Regions from separate parts of the Homo sapiens genome. Here region 2 is linked to region 1. The links are chromatin contacts, found by Hi-C in ENCODE. All regions are on one chromosome and are shown on one strand. Each heading gives the region's core, a stretch centred on a gene start or an enhancer-like site at or near the end of the contact. The rest is flanking DNA. Distances are from core to core; before and after follow the strand shown. Region 1 holds the start of LINC01476 (long intergenic non-protein coding RNA 1476). Region 2 overlaps CLTC (clathrin heavy chain).

Region 1 (5,502 bases), core at 166-2,665:
AAGTCAGGGATCCAGGCACAGGGAACAGACAGGGATGTAGTTACAAAAACTGGTTACCAGAAAGCCTGGTTTTGGAGACAAGTAGGAAGTCCAGTTATTGGAGCATGTCAGAGCTAGCCTAGCAATGAGTATGACTTTGTGTGCCAAATCTCTGAATGACGGACATGAGTGCCCTCCTGGGGCTGAGATTTGTTTTAGGGGCTGGAAGGTTGGTATCTGTTGGGAGATGAAGGATATAGAAGTAAGGAGTTAGGCAGGTTCTGACAGACACAAGGAAAGATTTTACTATGCAAGTTGAATAGCATGTATTTTGATCAGCTCAATTCTGAAGCTATAAAGTACAATAAAGGAGATGTTTAAAAAATAAGAGGCCAGGTGTGATGGCTCACACCTGTAATCCCAGCACTTTGGGAGGCTGAGGTGGGTGGATCACTTGAGCCCGGGAGTTTGAGATCAGCCTAGGCAACACGGCGAAACCCCGTTTCTACCAAAAATACAAAAAAATTAGGCAGGCATGGTGGCGCATGCTTGTAGTCCCAGCTGCTCTGGAGGCTGAAGTGGGAGGATCGCTTGAGCCTGGGAGGCCAATGGTGCAGTGGGCTGTAATCATGCCACTGCACTCCAGCCTGGTCAACAAAGTGAGAACCTGTCTCAAAAAAAAAAAAAAAGTGGAAGAATCCACATCTAATTTGAAACACCCAGAGCTGTGGGAATATGATAACCAGAGCACAAGAGGTACAATATTGGGGCACTTAGATAAGGGTAATTTGTATTATTGATTTGTATTCATCTCTAAGATGTGCCTCTCACTGTGAAGTTCCATGGATAAAGATTTGGCTTCAGTTTCTGTCTGGAAACCTGGCACCATTTACTTACAAATTAAAAATACAAGTGAATCATTTACATATCTCCTAGAAACCAAAGAGTTTGTATGTTATACCTCAAGTAATTTGGATAATGCCGTGGGTTGTGTTTTTTTCTTTTTTTAAATTCTAATTAAGCCGTCCATCACTTCAAGGTGATAATTTTCTCAAGTATGCTCTTCTTAAAACGATTGCATTTTATTTAGTATCTTACAGCGTGAAGAATTTTGACTCCTAGGGAAAATCTCATGTAAGTGATCATCTGTTATCTTGAGGGGAGGAGGATGGGGAGGAGTCTTTTCTGATCCTCTTCTTTTGAAAGCTATCACCCTCCCACTCTATGGGATTTAGGTGGGTCTGTCAGATACATGGGTTTAAATCCAGAACCTGCTTGATTCCCAACTTCTGTATCCTTTCTCTCCCCACAGATACCAACCATCTGGCCCTAAAACAAATCTCATCAGTTTATGAACCAGGCAGCCCAATCACAGTGCCTAATTCTCCCTATCACACAATTGGTCAAGGAGGGAGCAAGTGACATAATCTAAATTCTTTCCAAAGATGGATGCAAATGCTGGGAAAGCAAGAGTTGAATTGCTAGCCATGAGGAAAACGTAAGCCTGAGCTGTTTGCTGGCCATCTTTGCTTCCACATGGGGATGGCCTGCCTGGAAATGAAGCCACACAGAGAAAACAGAAGAGCAGTGAAGAGAAGGGTAAAAGGAGAGATCCCATGACATGATTTGCACTCTTAGATCCAGTTATGCCTGATGCAGGACCCACCCCTTGGACTTCCCATTTCCAGGAGCTAAAACTAGACTGAGTTGAGTTTCTGTCACTGACAGTTGACAGAAAATATCAACAATCCAGCCACATGGAGCCTCATGGCAGTACCACTAACCCTGGTCACCACATGAATACTGACCAGAGGTAAGCATTATTCGTTTCTGCTTTGTTGGAGGAACATTTGAGAATCTATTTTGTGTTATGTAATCTTACTTTTTGCCTCCAATGTCTACTTGTTGCAATTGCATGCAATGAAGGAACACAAAATAGACTGAATAATAAATGGGTTTTATTTTAATTGAGCACCAAGGAGTTAATATCAAGCCACAAAACTTTAGACGTTAACTTGCTTTGCTAATCATTTTTGATGACAATATTTTGAAAGAATTTAGTTCACATATGTGCTTGCAAATAAGGTGTAATCTTGCAAGATATTCAAGATTGCTCTGTCACTGGGGGTGAATGAAAAAGGTTTCTCTGTATCACTGGACATTTGAAAGAATGTATAAAAAGTGCAGGATGACTCCTTACTGGAATATAATGTTTCCAACTTTGCTATTCTAAAGTTCAAAGCCAATCTGACTCTTGATCCTTGAGTATGTGTTTTTTCTCCTCTCCAGAGGCTTTGAAGATCCCTTTGTCTCTGATGTTCTGAAGTTTCACAATCGTGTGTGTTGGCATGAGTCTTTCCCCATTCTTGTTCTGAGTGGATCCTTACACTCTGAAAATTGATTTCTTGCAGAACTATTTATTGATGGCCTACTGTGTGTCTGGTTCTATTCTACGCAATGATCAAACATACAAAATCCTTGCCATGCAGGATTTCACATTATAGGCAGGTATTGGACATTCTGCAGTGATCCAATAGGTTCCTTATTTTTTTTCTCTTCAATTTCCACTTTCTTGTCTTTTTTTTCTTCTTTCTAAAAGAGTCTTCAATTTCATCTTCCAATTCCTTTATTAAAGTTTTTGCTCCTGCTATATGTTCAATTTCCAAGGGCTCTGTATTATTTCATAAGTGCGTATCTTCTCTTATCTCTCTGAAGACGTCTTTAACAGTTTTATTATTTATTTATTTTACTTCTTGCATTATCTCAATACCTCTACATTTTGTTGTCCTGTTTATTTGTTTTGGTCTCTGTTTTTTAATGATAAAAACTTTCTTTCTCACTTGTATGTAGGGGGCTACAGAACTAAGAATGTACTGACAGCTCTGTCTGAGACTATGGGACTTGTGAATTGAGCTTCATTTGTAAGGTGATTGGGCGAAACTTAAATTTCACTGAGGTTTTCCTCCCTCCATATTGTCTTATCTATAGTTAGTTGCTAGTGTTTACACATGATGTTCTAGCCTCAAGGTGGATTTACTCTAAAATTTATTTTACTCAAGCTTGACATAGAATGTTTTAAATTTTTGTTTGTTTGTTTTTTGAGACTGAGTATCTGTCATCCAGGCTGGAGGGCAGTGGCGCAATCTTGGCTCACTGCAACCTCTGCCTCCTGGATTCAAGCAATTCCCTTGCCTCAGCCTCCCAAACAGCTGGGATTACAGGCACCCACCACCATGCCTGGCTAATTATTTTTGTATTTTTAGCAGAGACGGAGTTTTGCCATGTTGGCCAGGCTGGACTTGAACTCCTGACCTCAGGTGATCTGCCCACCTTGGCCTCCCAAAGTGCTGGGACTGCAGACGTGAGCCACTGCACCCAGACTTTAAATTTTTATTCTACATAATAAAATCAAATTACAGAGCAGCTGCCTGGTACGATTTGTATAAAACAACTTATATTTGGGCCGGGCACGGTGGCTCACACCTGTAATCTTGGCACTTTGGGTGGCTGAGGTGGTTGGATCACTTGAAGTCAGGAGTTTGAGACCAGCCTGGTCAACATGGCAAAACCCCATCTCTACTAAAAATACAAAAATTAGCCAGGCATGGTGGTGCACGCCTGTAATCCCAGCTACTTGGAAGGCTGAGGCAGGAGAATTGCTGGAACCCAGGAGGCGGAGGTTGCAATGAGCTGAGATAGTACCAGTGCACTCCAGCCTGGGCAACAGAGCAAGACTCTGTCTTGAAAAAACAAACAAACAAAAAACAAAAACCGCTTATATTTGGAGAGTAAAAAAAAACCACAAAACAAAACAAAAAACAAGACTTTATTGCAGAGCTGCCCAACAGGTATGCCACAAGCGAGTTATAAATGTCCTGAGGTATGGACCCCTTCCCTCGGGTCAATAAGGTGAAAGTACATGTGTAACAACCAGCTCTCCAGGAAAAAAAGGCTTGATTTGTAGCATTTGTTAATTTCATCTTACTTTTTAGAGATAGAGTCTTACTATGTTGCCCAGGCTGGCCTCAAACTCCTGGGCTCAAGTGATCCTCCTGCCTCAGCCTCCCAAAGCGCTGGGATTATAGACGTGAGCCGTTGGGCCCAGCTTGTATTCGATAATTGTTTTATTTCCGTGGTGTAAGTACTCCTACCATGGACAATTTCAGACTACCAGCAAGCTGTCATTAAGTGCAAATTGGGGAAGATATATACACATTTGGCTCTTGGGATCTGGTAGGAGCTGGCTCGAGCACATTTCTGAACACTTTAAACTCTTGGGAGTTCTGGTGGATGTCTCAGGTGCGCAGTGCCTGCCCTGGGTTATTGCCTTCTGCTGAGAGCAGTCTTGTCAATTTACCCCAATGTGCTGTTCAACTACTATCATTCATATATATATATTCTTCTCATGACATGAGAAAGGCTGGGAAGCCCTGCTCCATCGGATTTTTGTTTTTTGTTTTTTGTTTTTGAGACAGAGTCTCGCTCTGTCACCCAGGCTGGAGTGTAGTGGCACAATCTTGGCTCACTGCAACCTCCATCTCCTGGGTTCAAGTGATTCTCCTGCCTCAGCCTCCCAAGTAGCTGGGATTACAGGCATGTGCCACCACGCTTGGCTAATTTTTGTATTTTTAGTAGAGACAGGGTTTTGCCATGTTGGCCTTGCTCGTCTCAAACTCCTGACCTCAGGTGATCAGTCTGCCTCAACCTCCCAAAGTACTGGGATTACAGGCATGAGCCACCGCACCTGGCCGGATTTGTTTATTTCTAAAATATTGTGTGTTTGTATCTGTCTCCACACATGCAACTCAATTCACTAAAATATATTAATATTTTCTTATAAGTGTATAGATGATATTACTTTTGTGGCCATACAAGAAGTTTCTTGAAGTTCGAAAAACAATTCATACAGAATATTCGACAACCCTGTTTTTCTGGATAAAACTTGAAACCGTGGAGAAACAAAACACTATCCTACCCTCAGAGAGCACACAGTCTAGGAAAAATGATTCCATTTGAAATAACTCAAATACATTTTAAGCTCAGTAGGTTTATTAATATTAGGCAACAATAAACGATGCTTAATATTCTTCATTTTATCCTTTAAAAATTTTGGCATTTCTATTTATCGTTATTAAATAATATACATTAAAAATTGGAGAGGGAAAATGTCTTTTAACCTCACTGAATAAAAGAAAATAATTGAAACTTTAATTTTCATTTTAAAAGTAATTACATGCAGTGATAGCCTAATTTTGATGGCATGGTAGTTAACAGACAGCTGCTTTTATTTTAAATGGAATTGCATTTTTAACAGAAACTACTCTCAGTGTTTGCTTTCATCTTCTGAATAGGAAAGCCAATTTGAGGGTTGAATATTTGGTGAGTTTGATGGAGCCAATTAAGATAATTCAGGTCAATAAAAAAATAATTTAATATGTTTCTCACTTAGCTGACTCATAAAGTTGACAATAACTCCTATCTACAATAGCTATACCAAAAAAGTCCACGATAAATTCAGCCTTC
Region 2 (5,786 bases), core at 612-3,111, 120 kb before region 1:
CAAACATGCCATTCAACTGTTTCAAATAAGAGGCAGAACAAATACAGATGAAGTTAAAGGAAAGAGCAACATCTGCAAGGTAGCATGCATGGTTCAAGGGATTTGAGGTAATTGAGTTTCTTGATTTATTTTAAGACCTTGGAACTATTGGACCAGTCCTCTCTCACCCCCCTTAACATGTAGCAGTTATTTGTTCACGCTTCAAGAAGCTGAAAAATTAAGTTACAAGCATAAAAAGATCTAAAATGTCACAGAATTCTTGATCTAAATAAAGGAACTTGAATAGCAAGAGCAAACAAGTTCTAATTCTGTGCAAAAAGTGCCAAAACAAAGATATGTAAGAGGGATCTTGTCAAAGGCTACACAGCTAAAGCAATGTGTTCAAAGGAGGCAGGCGAGAGAATTCTCAACAGAAAGAGCATGTGGTAAAGCACAGAGACGTAAAAGTGTGGTTGGCTAAGGGAACTACAAGTACTTTTGTAACACTATAGGATTGAGGGAGTACACAATTAAGGTTAGAGAAATGAGCAAGGGCCAGACCAACAAGCTAAACATACCTCAGTAAGAATCCTGAGTTTATTCTACAGGCGAAGGGAGCTACTTAAGGATTTTAACAAGGAAAATAATGGAATTAGATTTGCTTTGTGTACTCAGAAAATACTAAAGTATCTGCTAAACAAATATAGTGGATCTAAAGATGGTAGGTCTTTGCAAACCAATTAAGTATGTAAGAACAAAAGTCACTTGTTACTAGGAAGAAATCTCTACCATAGTGGGTTATTAATACTCTGGGTGACTAACTATGTTGTAACAGATTAAGTCCTACTAAAAGAAGCTACATGGAGGCTTTATTTTATTAGCCTTGGCCAGACTAGTTTTATCCCCCTTTCCTCCAAAGGTAATATAATAAATTCGCATGGTACAAAATACACACACACACACACACACACACACACACACACACCCCAGAAAAGAAAAAGCATGGAAAAAAAAAAATCAAGTCTTTCTGTCACCCTTGTCCTCTAGCAATACAGTTTTCCTCCACAAACACCACCACTGTCACTATTATCTTATGGACTAAACCAGCCAAGTTAACTGTATTTTATTTAAATTCTCTTCTGAAACTCTTCTGCTAATAGTGCTTAAACATAACCAGGCCAGGCTCTGAATAAGATATAACATAAGACTACAAGGCTACATTTTACTTTCTCTTCACTCTTCTATCTCAATTACTACTGGTATTAAGTTATTAATGTTATAACTCAGTTATAAAGTGTAGTTACAGTAACTCAGTCACTGAATATAGGGGCAAGAAGTCAAACAACTCTCTAACCATTAATACAAACATCGTAATAAAGTAGATTAACCTGCTTTACAAGCTCAAGTATATGCTGTAATGCAAGGCAAATACACTAGCTTTAAAGTATGTAACTTATAATGTATTTAGTTATAGTAAAGCCTTATAAACCATTAATTTTAACTTCTTCCTGACTTTAACTTTTCTTTTGAGACAGGATCTCACATCTATTTTTCTGAGTAGAGGGTCCTTAGACTCCTTAAGTTTAATTGATAATTATCCTTTCCGATAATTGGAGAAAACATTCCAGTGGGCTCATAAAGTTCATAGAGCTATATACCTAAAAGCAGTAAGTTATGCTGTAAGAATCCTAAGCTACCCTGTAAGAATTCTATGTTTCTAAGTCTCTACCAAGCCTTCATCTAAGGCACTGAGTTTCACCTGTCACAGCTTAAGTCCCACAGTGTTTGAGGAAGTCGGAGTAAAAATAGTGTTAGTCAAATAGTGAAATTAAATTCAAAACCACAAAAGGAAGCAAACCACAGACACTACTAACTGAACCCCAAGTGATTCTAACAGATTCCTTCCTACTTCTCAACTTCAGAGGCAGGTGGAAGATGACTTTAAGAAAACACTATCAGAAAACAATGAGGAGGAAAAAGGAAAGTCAAAAACCTGTGTTTCCAATTCCTTGTTAGATCCCCAGAAAAAAAGCAGTAAGAAAAACACGCTGCATCAGTTAGCAATGACCTTCAGCCTCAGGGTATTTTACTTGTAAAAAAAAAAAAAAAAAAAAAAAACAACAAAGATTTGGCCTGGCACCTTGGTTCACACCTATAATCCCAGCACTTTGGGAGGCTGAGATGAGAGGATCACTTGAGCCCAGGAGTTTGATACCAGCCTGGGCAACATAATGAGACCCCATCTCTGCAAAAACTTTAAAAAATAAGGTAAATAAAAGATCTGGCTTTAAAGTGACAGAACTGCCTGCAACCCTAATCTATGTAATCCTTATATTACTTTCTCATTAAACATATGCTACCAAGAGAGCTATGCATATATATCTTTGATCTCCTTCAGGAATGTATTGGTACTAATCAAAATAGTCCATGTGGAATAGATATACTTTATTTAAAAAATGCAAAATTAAACAGGAGGCAAGTGACAAACTCTTTTTTTTTTTTTTTTTTTTTTTTGAGATGGAGTCTTGCTCTGTCGCCAGCCAGGCTGGAGTACAGTGGCTCGATCTCAGCTCACTACAACCTCTGCCTCCTAGGTTCAAGTGATTCTCCTGCCTCAGCCTCCCGAGTAGCTGGGACTACAGGAGTGCGCCAACATGCCCGGCTAATTTTTTGTATTTTAGTAGAAATGGAGTTTCACCATGTTGGCCAGGATGGTCTCGATCTCCTGACCTCATGGTCCACCTGCCTCAGCCTCAGTCTAGACAAGTCAGTCAGCCTCAGTCTAGACAAGAACAGAAAAGTAGCCTGTAACCTGTAATTCCTTCTTTTCCTCTCTCCCTCAGCCTCTACTAGTGAATGTAGTGTTATTCTACTACGAATGCAGTTATTAGAACAACAGTGATATGGGTTACTTCCCTAGGATTTATGTCCCAGTTTGAGTTAAAACACCAGCAAACATGAACATAATTCTGAAGTTGCAAGTTTTTTGTTTTTTTTTTTGAAACCGAGTCTCGCTCTGTCACCAGGCTGGAATGCAGTGGCATGATCTCGGCTTACTGCAACCTCTACCTCCCCAGTTCAAGCAATTCTCCTGCCTCAGCCTCCCAAGTAGCTGGGACTACAGGCGTGCACCACCACGTCCAGCTAATTTTTGTATTTTTAGTACAGATGGGGTTTGACCACGTTGGCCAGAATGGTCTCGATCTCTTGACCTCATGTTCCGTCCGCCTTGGCCTCCCAAAGTGCTGGGAATACAGGCATGAGCCACGGCGTCCAGCCGTGTCAAATTCTTAATAATGGCACATGTTTAAACATATTAAAAAAGCACACTTAAGTGGTGGTCATTTACACAACTGAACAGGACCCTGCTCCTTCCTATATAGCCTTCCTAATTGTGAGGAAAAAAAGACAGGAACTTCGGCTGGGCGTGGTGGCTCATGCCTGTAATCCCAGCACTTTGGGAGGCCAAGGGGGCGTGGATCACGAGGTCAGGAGATCGAGATCATCCTGGCTAACACAGTGAAACCCCGTTTCTACTAAAAATACAAAATATTAGCCGGGCCCATGGTGGCACACGCCTGTAGTCCCAGCTACTCCAGAGGCTGAGGCAGGAGAATCGCTTGTACCCGGGAGGCGGAGGTTGCAGTGAGCCAAGACCGCCCTACTGCACTCCAGCCTGAGTGACAGAGCAAGACTTTGGCAAAAAAAAAAAAAAGAACTTCAAGTGACCGTATTGGCTAAGAGAAGGTTAAATTTGCTTCCACCTCTTCAAATAAGGTAGGTAAGATTGTTTTCCTTACTGATGTTCCTTTTGAGTGAGAATGTCTAGAACACTCAGCAATTCTTCCCATATTTTCCTGTTATATACTCAAAAGAGAAATATGCCAAAGCACACAATAATAGGACAAGTCACTCTTATTAACTGCAAGTCTGGTTTAGGTATACCCTTACAGTAGGAGCATGTAACAGGGTGGCCAAACTATATAACTATGTCTAGTAATATCAATATAGATTAAAACTTTTAAAATGCAACATATTTTTAAACAGGTTTTATTTTCAAAACAGCACATAGTAACCATAAAGTATTCTCAGTCAGTTATAAAGGTGTGATGGCATATAAGCTATACCACAGAAACTGAATTGTATTTTTATTCTTTATTTATTGAGACAGGGTCTTGCCCTGTTGCCCAGGCTGGAGTGCAGTGGTACCACTGCAGCCTCGACCTCCCAGGCTCAAGTGATCTTCCTACCTCAGCCTCCTCAGTACCTGAGACTACAGGCGCCACCATGCCTGGCTAATTTTTTTTTTTTTTTAAGAGACAGGTTCTCCCTATGTTACCCAGGCTGGTCTCGAACTCCTGGGCTCAAGTAATCCTCCCAGCTCGACCTCCCAGTGTTGGGATTACAGGTATGAACCACTGTACCCAGCCATAAACTGAATTATACACTATGGAACTAAGCATGGATAAAGTCAAAGGACATATACAACATTCTCTATAAACTTGCAGGTATTTTCAGAGGACATATCTGAAATACATGTAATATATCTGGATACATGTATCCAAACTACAGCTACATTTTATTATCCTCTCAATCTGCAAAATGCCATTAGTGTTGAAGCTGGAGATATCCTATTTTAACATATGCTTGGAAATTCCTATGATAAAGTTTTTTTTAACTTAAAAGAATTTTTATTTTGCTGTTATAAGAATATGGAGTCAATAAACTGGGTCCAAAAAAAGGGGCTTGTTTTTTTGAATAGTTATCACGTGCATACAGTAAAGCACTAAAATCTTACAAAAGGTTATACTATGAAAAGTCACCCACCCCGTCTTTCCAGTAATACCCTTCTCCCCTAAGCAATTAGAGATACTTTTGCATTTCAGAGTTATCCTGTAGCATATGAAAGTATGTATTTCCTCCGCCCTTTTCCAACAGAATGGCACAAGACACAAAAGTATACAAATAAACTGCTTCCTTGTTTTTACAGAAAAGCACCCAAACTTTGTAACTCATTTGGTTTCCAGATTCGATTTTGGTCTGCAAGTGGCACTACTTTAGGACTTGACACCTAAACCTGGATCTAAAAAGGCAATTAAACAAATTTATTCCCTATTTATTCTTTAAAACTCTGAAGTACCCTGGAGTTACATGTTACAAATGATTTTAAAATGCATCTCCTTCCTTCTCCATTCCAACTTCTATTAACAGGGGGAGGTGGGGAGTAAAAGGTAGGATTCTGTTTTTATAATGAGAAAATAGTACTTCGGCTTCCCCATAATCTAGAGCAGGGATCCCGAACCACAGGCCGCAGACCAGTATTCCGTTAGCAACTGGGCCACACAGAAGAAGGTGAGCAGCCAATGAGCAGTCATCACCGCCTGAGCTCTACCTCCTGTCATTTCAGCCACGGCATTAGATTCTCATAGGCACGCGAACCCTATTGTGAACTGTGCAAGCGAGGGATCTAGGTTGCTCACTCCTTATGAGAATCTAACGAATGCCTTGTGATCTGAGGTGAAACAATTTCATCTGAGACCATCCCACCCCCACTCCCACCCCCAACCGGTGGAAAAATTTTCTTCCACAAAACTGGTCCCTGGTGCCGCCAAAAAGGTTGTGGACCACTGATCTAGAGAACACAGGCTGTGTTTATGTTTTCTCATATGAAACATTTGAGATGACAGTATCTATCTCAGAGGTGTGAAGATTTAATGTGAATGCAAAGAACAATGCCTGACATCTAACAGCTCAACAGATATTGCCTTCTGTTTTTTTTTAAGAGACAGGGTCTTGCTCTGTCACCC

What was found. Hi-C counts contacts between places; a loop is a spot of excess contacts on that map. Pooled maps may share reads with other maps.
Region 2: a map of naive thymus-derived CD4-positive, alpha-beta T cell shows a loop between it and region 1 (4-fold over the local background). The contact joins the enhancer-like site here to the promoter of LINC01476 in region 1. A Hi-C loop is called at or near these places in 2 of 168 maps with a recorded cell type or tissue (Caco-2 and naive thymus-derived CD4-positive, alpha-beta T cell), 8 of 37 single-sample maps with no recorded cell type and 7 of 50 pooled maps.

The regions. Positions count from the first base shown.
Region 1 is chr17:59,522,770-59,528,271 of GRCh38, reverse strand. LINC01476 (long intergenic non-protein coding RNA 1476) reads left to right here and starts at 1,415. Exons shown (of 3, transcript NR_110813.1): 1 at 1,415-1,792.
Region 2 is chr17:59,638,311-59,644,096 of GRCh38, reverse strand. All of the region lies in intron 1 of CLTC (clathrin heavy chain), which reads right to left. Among named protein-coding and RNA genes, the nearest start is that of CLTC, 21 kb to the right of the region's middle. RefSeq lists a silencer at 1,756-1,835. Within about 2 kb of position 1,861, at least 6 of the 41 ENCODE cell types and tissues checked have a DNase peak (open chromatin) inside an H3K27ac peak, as active enhancers do.